Linked DNA regions of Homo sapiens: region 2 is linked to region 1. A link is a contact called in ENCODE POLR2A ChIA-PET data. All regions are on one chromosome and are shown on one strand. The core of a region is the stretch at or near the end of the contact, and the rest is flanking DNA. Distances in the headings are between cores, read along the strand shown. Region 1 overlaps KYAT1-SPOUT1 (KYAT1-SPOUT1 readthrough). Region 2 has its middle 5.3 kb from the start of LINC00963.

Region 1 (3,778 bases), core at 430-2,929:
TGAATTTACTGTTGCTTAAAAAGCAAATCAACAGAAGACAGTCCTCATGCTCCAAACAAAACCCTGCAGAAACAAGTTGAAAGTCACTCTGGAGCTGCTCCCATGTGGCACAGAGCCAAGCTGGGATGAGGGCATTAATTTGCCGCCTCTTTATCCTCAAGCCTCCTCAAATCAGAGGCAGAAACCTTTACATGTATGGAGTCCCTTCCTGTCAGAAAGCACAACCCAAGCGCAGTGGCTCACGCCTGTAACCCCAGCACTTTGGGAGGCTGAGGCAGGCGGGTCATTTGAGGTCAGGAGTTTGAGACCAACCTGGCCAATATGGTGAAACCCTGTCTCTAATAAAAGTACAAAAATGATCCAGGTGTGGTGGCACGCATCTATAATCCCAGCTACTCGGGAGGCTAAGGCAGGAGATTCACTTGAACCCAGGAGACAGAGGTTGCAGTGAGCTGAGATCGTGCCACTGCACTCCAGCCTGGGTGAGAGAGCCAGACTCCATCTTAAAAAAGAAAAAAAAGAAAAAAAAGTTGCAGAGCTACCAAAATGTAGAAAACTGAGTTTCATCTACTTCTATCCTGTGCCATGAGCGCCCCAAAGGTGCATGTTTGGCCAGTGACCTGTGTTTTGCACAAATGATCTCTTGTGAGCAGGTTCAGCCGGTGCCAGGGGTGGAGGGTGGCAGGTTGACCTGGACCCCTTGGTCCCTTGCCAGCCCCGGGGCTCCCCTGGTGGCATCTGGAAGAGCCGTGGCCCCTGCTGATCTTGAGAGGAATGGCACCCATTTCTTCTGGCTTCTCCCCAGGAGGTGAAGATTGACAAGAACCTGGAGCCCGGGCTTCGGGTGACTGTGCGACTGAACCAGCAGCAGCACCCAGGTATCTGGAAGGTTCCCCAACCCCTGGGTTGGCCTGATGAGCTCCAGGGTTCAGCCACCTGCTTCCATTCCCTCACCCCATCTTTACAGACTCTGTTACCCCTCCAGACTGCAAGACCTACCATGGCAAAGTGGTATCATCGCAGGACCCTCGCACCAAAGCTGGTCTCTACTGGGGCTACACCGTCCGACTGGCTTCCTGCCTCAGTAAGGACAGACCTTACTTCTCTGAATATCCATCCATCCCTCTGGGAGGTGGCCGGGAGCCTTGCCTGACCCAAATATCAGACCAGGGTTTTTGTCCTGTCAACTTGCTGTGTGTCCTTGGGCAAGTCCTTCCCCTTCTCTGGGCCTTGTTCTCCCTGGATGCACTGCCTGGAATGCTGTTAAGGACTACTGAGCAAAAGTATCATTATTGATCAATAATGTTTCTGTAGGGTTGGGAATGGAGGCAAAAGGGCCAGAGAAGTCAGAGGCCCACTTCATGTTCTTGGTGCCTCTTCCTATCCAGTCTCTGCCCTGTTCCCCAGCCAAGCACAGGCTTGGTGTCTGCCCTGCTCAGTCCTTGACTTTCCAGGAACAGCTCTACCCACCCCTGCTCGGTACACACACACCCCTGCCTCAATGCACACACAGGCAGAGCTCTACCCACCCACCCCTACCTTAGTACACACACGCACACACACACACACACACACCACACAGCTCTTCCCACCCACCCCCGCCTCAGTACACACACACATAATACCCGGAGCTATGGCTTGTGGGGAGCAGGACCTGCACTGAGCTGGCCCCACCCCCAGGTGCTGTGTTTGCTGAGGCCCCCTTCCAAGATGGGTATGACCTGACCATCGGGACGTCAGAGCGCGGCTCAGATGTGGCCTCTGCCCAGCTTCCCAACTTCAGGTGTGTACCTCCTGGGGCTGCGGCCAGGGCAGGAGGAATGTGGCCAGGAACCTGCCTGGTGGGTGAAGCTGCACAGATGGGCCCCTGCTGTCTGGGGTGGGGAGGGACTGAGGTCTGGGCGCTGTGCTGGGTGGGGCCTCGGTGGCCGCTCAGGTGACCCCCTCTTACATGGGCCAGGCATGCTCTTGTGGTGTTCGGGGGCCTCCAGGGTCTGGAAGCTGGAGCGGATGCTGACCCCAACCTGGAGGTGGCTGAACCCAGTGTCCTCTTTGACCTGTACGTCAATACCTGTCCTGGCCAGGGTAGCCGTACCATCCGCACGGAGGTGAGCCCGCCTGCCTCCCCGACTGCCAGCCACTGGGGCCTTGGGATCTGTCCGAGGGGCGGGTGCTACTCTTGCCCTGTCACCCACCCTTGCCCGTGGCTGCCTTGTCTGGAGGTGGTCCTCTCATCCCCCTTGGCCTCTTGCCACAGCGACGAGACATGAGTGTAGCTGGGAGTCAACCATGGGTGCTAGTGCCCGTCCTGTGCTCCCAGACTGGGTGACCCAGGGGGCCCTGCCCACCCCTGCTCCGGGCCTCTGGTTCCTTAGCCGTGCGCTCAGTGATCTCCCAGGGCCCTGGTTCTGCCACTTCCTTGTGTGTGACCACGGTGGGCACAGCAGCTCTCCCCTTGGGGTCTCACTTGCATCTGTCCCACGGGGGAAGCCACGTGCAGCTGGAGCCTTCGTCCTGGCCTCATGGAACCTGTGTACCCACTTTTGGGGTCAGGCATAGGACGCTGTGCTACGGGAACTCTGCTGGGAAGGCTGGTACTCCCATCAGTCTCGCCGGGCCGACAGCCCTGTCTACCCATCCCTAAGGCCTTGCCCAAGCCGAGCACTCTGAGCCTGACAGCCATACCCCCCAGCAGGAACCCTGGCTGCCACCCTTCCAACCCCTGCACGAGGGGTGAAAACTTCTTGCCCCTCTTCTTGCCCTCCCCTGGCCCTGGGAGGTGGGCGTTGTTACCTTCGCCCCCATTTTACAGAAGAGGAGCCTGAGGAGCAGGCTGTGTGGTCCTCCAGGTGGCAAGTGTGCAGTGTGAACCTGGGCCTGTCATTAACCTCACCAGGCCCTACTAAGGACAGGGGACCCCAGTGGGCCAGGTCTCGGGCAGCCAGGCACTGAAGACAGGCTGGGAGCGGGGGCACCCGCTAGCCCCCCAGGCCCCAGCCCACTGCCACGCTTCTCTTCCAGGAAGCCATCCTCATCTCCCTGGCCGCCCTGCAGCCTGGCCTCATCCAGGCGGGTGCCCGGCACACCTGAAAGTTCTAAGGGGCCGAGGACATCAGTGAAGCAGCAGTGAAACCAGGGGCTCTGCAGGTCACTTGGGACGGACGCCACCAGACTTGTCTCCAAAAATCACCACCTTTAATACTCCCCGGCCTGCACACACCCACAGTCTCACTGGGCTCCACCCTCACTTACTGCCCGCCGTGATGGCCTTGAGGCTGCCTGCCCGCGCCAGGATGTTTGGCACAAAGAGCAGCCCCGAAGCCCGCTCAATGCTCTCGATGGGCACCAGGAAGCGCTCCAGTGGGATGGCCTCATCCACAGGTGCGTTGGGCATCACGTAGGTGCGGAGCTCAATTTGCCCACCTGCTGCCTCCAGGATCAGCACCTTGAAGAAGTGTGTGGGCACTGCCACGTGGTTCTTGCCGATGACCTGGTACTTTACGTAGGATTTCCCATCAGCCTCTGTCCTGTGGGCAGACCCAGGCACACGTGGGCAGGGGGCCTGGATGAACCCAAAGCCACCTCTTCCAGGCAGCCTTCCCTGATCTGTCCTCTAACTTCTGTCAACCTGCAGGACCACGCCCTCACTGTGAGACTTCTGTAGCCTGCCTGGCTCCTCCTTGAGGCTGGAACTCTCTCCAGGGTGGTTAACTCTTTCCCTCTGTTTTCCTTATGCCCAACACTGGGTCAGGCAGAGTGGGCGACAATAAACGCTGCT
Region 2 (3,778 bases), core at 358-2,857, 660 kb before region 1:
TCTTTTTTTTTTTTTTTTTTTTTTTTTGGCGGAGTCTCATCCTGCTGTCCAGGCTGTATGGAGTGCAGGGGCGCGATCACGGTTCACTGCAGCCTTGACCTCCCCAGGCTCAGGTGATCCTCCCACCTCAGCCTCCTGAGTAGCTGGGACTACAGGCGCGCTCCATCAGGCCGGGCTAATTTTTGTATTTTTGTAGAGATGAGGTTTCGCCACGTTGTCCAGGCTGGTCTCAAACTCCTGGGCTCAAGTGAGCCTCCAGCCTCAGCCTACCAAACTGCTGGGATTACAGGCGTGAGCCACTACACCCTGCCTGCTTTTTCTTTAGGGATTCAGGCTCTAAGCCAACAAATGATGGTTTGAATCGTGACTCTATCATTTCCTAGCTGTGTGTCCTTGAGAAAGTGAATCAACCTCTCTGAGCCTCAGTTACCTCATCTGGAAAAGAAAGTTAATAATAAAATCTCCCTCCACGAGTAACAGTGATTAACAGTGCATGTAAAACATCTAGCACCGGCCCAGGGCAGAGAGTAGCCAGCAAGCTCTAATGTTACTCCGTTTTGTCTTATTCAGTCTCATTCAGACTTGTCCAAAGTCACCTGTCCAATTTTGGGCAGTGCTGGGACGCTCCCCCTGTCTCTTCCCCCTCCAATGCTACTTCCCTGTAGTGGGAGAGGGTCCCAGGCCATCATCTCTGTTTTGCAGAGGAGAACCAGGTTCAGAGAGGCCGAGTTGCTCACCCGGGATCACACAGCCCTGAGAACAAGGCAAGGGTCTGCCTGTTTGCTAAGTTCCATGTGAGTTCTTTAGGTTGCTCAGGATAAGGATGGCCTCAATGAGACCCACCGTCCTGACAGAGGGGCTCGTACTCTTGTGGCCAAGAACTGGCAAGGTGGGCTCCTCGGGGGCCAGGGAGCCACCGCAAGTGCTATTAAGTGGAACATCACTAAGACAAACAGCCCGCATTTCCTGGGTGCTTTCCCCAGGGCAGGGAGCTGTGTCAAGTGTTCATGGGCACAGTCTCCTTCCATCCTCACAGCAACCCTATTATCCTGCATTCCAAGGATGGGTGCTCCCTCAGATCCCAGGTAGGGGCTAAACGAGGGGTGGCGCCAGCACCCGAACCCTGATCTTGCTCCTGCCCTGAGCCTCTGTGGACCACTGAGAACAATGGGCTTTTACCTGTGCTGTATCAGCTCTGGGGCTCAGCAGGAGGCCAGGCTCCACCCCCCAACGCCCCCAACCCAAGTTGGGGGTGCTGCTTGGGTCTCATAGAACATCTTGGGGTCCCTCCCCAGCCCTGGCCCCACAGAGCCGACCCAGCTGCGTCTCTGAGCCGCACCCAAAATCTTCCCAGCTTTGCCAGGGAGACTGGAAATTTCTGCTCAGCAGCTTCGTCTGGGATGATTTCGACACTTGGCTCGATGGGGTCGAGAGGAGGAGCCAGGCCGCTCAGCCGCTCAACATTCTGGAGCTCCCCTTGGGTCACCGGGAGGGGGGCTTTGCTAGGCGTAGATGAGCCCCTCCGAAATGGTAAAATCAAGCAACAGTGACCAAGTACCGAGCGCTTACCGTGTGCTGGGCCCTGTGCCAAGTCAGGACTTGCTGGGCCTCACGGAACCTTCCGGCGCCCGGGCAAGGCCAGCACTGTTACCAACTGTCTCGCGGACTGCTCCTAACTGGGGGCTCTGTTAGCATCCAGGAGTCTCCTCCTCGGATACTCTGAGTACCCCCTCCAGAGACCCCAGGCACCGGATTCTCTGTACGGGGCCGCTGACGTGCCCAGCCCTGGTGAACCCACCCTTCCAGACACTTCCACCCACGCCCGGCCCTGGGGCTGGGGGCGTCGGGCAGAGCGCCGGTGAAATTCTGCCAGTGGCTAAGGCGCCTACTGTGCCCCTGGCTCTGCGAGGGTCGGGGGACTGTCACCAGGCCCAAAGTCGCCAGGGAGGAGGGGCGTGAATGACGAAGCTCAGATCCGGGCAAAGGATCGGAGAGGTGATTAGACACCCCGGGCAGGCAGCGGAGGCCGGCCCTGCTGAGCGACCCCCGTTAGCGACGACCCTCAGGGGCTCAGGCTCCACGCCCATTAACTGGGTATCAGTCCCTTCCATCCCGGGGAGCCGAGCTCCTGGGAAGCAGCGCCTGGGGGCGCCGGCGACCGGCTGGGGCCGCCTCCCTGCTCCCCCGCCCTGGGCCCGATCGCCGGGCGCGAGGCGTGCAGGGCGCGGCGCGGGCCCGGGCGCCCAGTTCAGCGGAAAGGAATGCCTTGCTCGGCGGGGGAGGCCGTGGCCCCGAGGCCGTGTCCACCCCCGCCCGCCCCGGGCCTCATTTACTGCGGCTCTGAAGCCCGGCCCGTTTCGCCCGCCGGGCCCCGCGGGGTGACTCCCCCCACGATTGCGGTCCCCCGCCCTCCGCCCGGCCGCCGCTGGCGGACCCCAAAGTCGGGGCGAGTCTCCAAACCGGGGAGCCGGCCCCGCCCCCACGCCGCGGCGGCGCCCTCCCTTCCCCCTCCCCGCCGCCCGCCTCTCCCCCTCCCCCCTCCATAACTCAAAAGCCTGTCAAGCTGGTTCCAGACTCCTGGCGCCGGGCTCCGCTCCAGGAAAGAAAAAAAGGAAAGAGAAAAAGGGAAAAAGCCGGCGCGAGGGAGCGAGAGAGGCCCGCGGAGCAAAACCGTGCGCCCCGGCACGCACAGCCCCGCGGCCCCCGACCCCCCACGCCCCTAACCCTAACGGGGATCCCAGTCCTAGGGACACCGGGCGCGTGCGCGACCCCAATCAGTTATTTATGGGCGAATTAATTATGTAGCTGCCATGGGCGGGGGGGCCGGCAGGGGCCATGCGACGCGGAGACCACCCGGCCGCGGTGGCGGCTCTCCTGCCGGGCCTCGGGGTCGGGAGGCGTCCCCACGCCGCCCGGGGAGGATCCCGTTGTGAGAAAGCTGCCTCGGGGTGGGGTCCGGGAGGAGCGCGGGGGAACCTGAGGAAGCGGGAGAGACGGCTCGGAGACCTCCCAATTAGACTGGGAGGGGAGAGGGGGGCGGGCGACGGAGCTGGAAAGAGCGGGCCGCGGAGACCGGGGCGTGGGAAGAGCCTGGCCTAGGCATTTCTTCCCTTCCTTCCTTCCTTCATCCCCATCCTTACTGCGAGCCCACTACGTGCCACTGCGCCCACAGCAGAGGGCGGTATTAGGGAGGGGTTAGGAGCAGGAAGGAATTTCGAGGTACAGCTGGGTCCAAATCCGGATTTGTATCCTATACTCCCCTGCTGTGTGGCCTTAGGCAACGGCTTGCCCTCTCGGAGCCTCCACTTCCTCATCTGCCAGTGGTCTTCAGGACTTGGGAGATGGGGCGCTTGGGCAGAGAGTTTGTGGGGGCGCGGTCGAAGGGAGGTCCTGTCCTTGGGAAACTTTACATAGAGGGGAACATGCCCAGTCCCCCAGTATTCCCCATCTCGAAGCCCCGACTTTGGGTCTCATATAATCTGCCTCTCCCCGGGGCCCACACATTTGAAGGTCGTTATTAAAACCACACCACCCCCAAGGCCACTGCTCAGGACGCTCACCCCTAGCTGGCTTCTCACCAGCCTGGCCCTGCAGAAGGTCGTGCATATGGCAGCCAGAGGGGCTCAATCTAGTCCTTTTACTCCCCACCTCCGCTGCCTCCCCCGACTCTGCCCTTCACATCCCCACCTGGGTTCTCCTTCCAACCTGCTTCTAGTCTGGGCTAGGGAGATTGGAGCCCTGAGGCCATGGGGGCTACGGGGCAGTGAGAACAGGGGTG

Evidence for each region. ChIA-PET counts read pairs that join two places held with the same protein, here RNA polymerase II (POLR2A).
Region 2: POLR2A ChIA-PET joins it to region 1 with 43 read pairs in PC-3. The contact joins two enhancer-like sites. POLR2A ChIA-PET finds 5 or more read pairs at or near these places in 2 of 52 experiments (PC-3 and naive thymus-derived CD8-positive, alpha-beta T cell).

The regions. Positions count from the first base shown.
Region 1 is chr9:128,822,077-128,825,854 of GRCh38, reverse strand. KYAT1-SPOUT1 (KYAT1-SPOUT1 readthrough) reads left to right here. Exons shown (of 25, transcript NR_182311.1): 21 at 806-878; 22 at 986-1,084; 23 at 1,681-1,783; 24 at 1,961-2,108; 25 at 3,022-3,778. It overlaps SPOUT1 (SPOUT domain containing methyltransferase 1), which reads left to right. Exons shown (of 12, transcript NM_016390.4): 8 at 806-878; 9 at 986-1,084; 10 at 1,681-1,783; 11 at 1,961-2,108; 12 at 3,022-3,778. The coding sequence ends at 3,090. It overlaps ENDOG (endonuclease G), which reads right to left. Exons shown (of 3, transcript NM_004435.2): 3 at 3,179-3,527. The coding sequence ends at 3,245. Among named protein-coding and RNA genes, the nearest start is that of ENDOG, 5.5 kb to the right of the region's middle. Within about 2 kb of position 1,679, at least 2 of the 41 ENCODE cell types and tissues checked have a DNase peak (open chromatin) inside an H3K27ac peak, as active enhancers do.
Region 2 is chr9:129,481,425-129,485,202 of GRCh38, reverse strand. No RefSeq gene overlaps it. Among named protein-coding and RNA genes, the nearest start is that of LINC00963, 5.3 kb to the left of the region's middle. Within about 2 kb of position 1,607, at least 36 of the 41 ENCODE cell types and tissues checked have a DNase peak (open chromatin) inside an H3K27ac peak, as active enhancers do.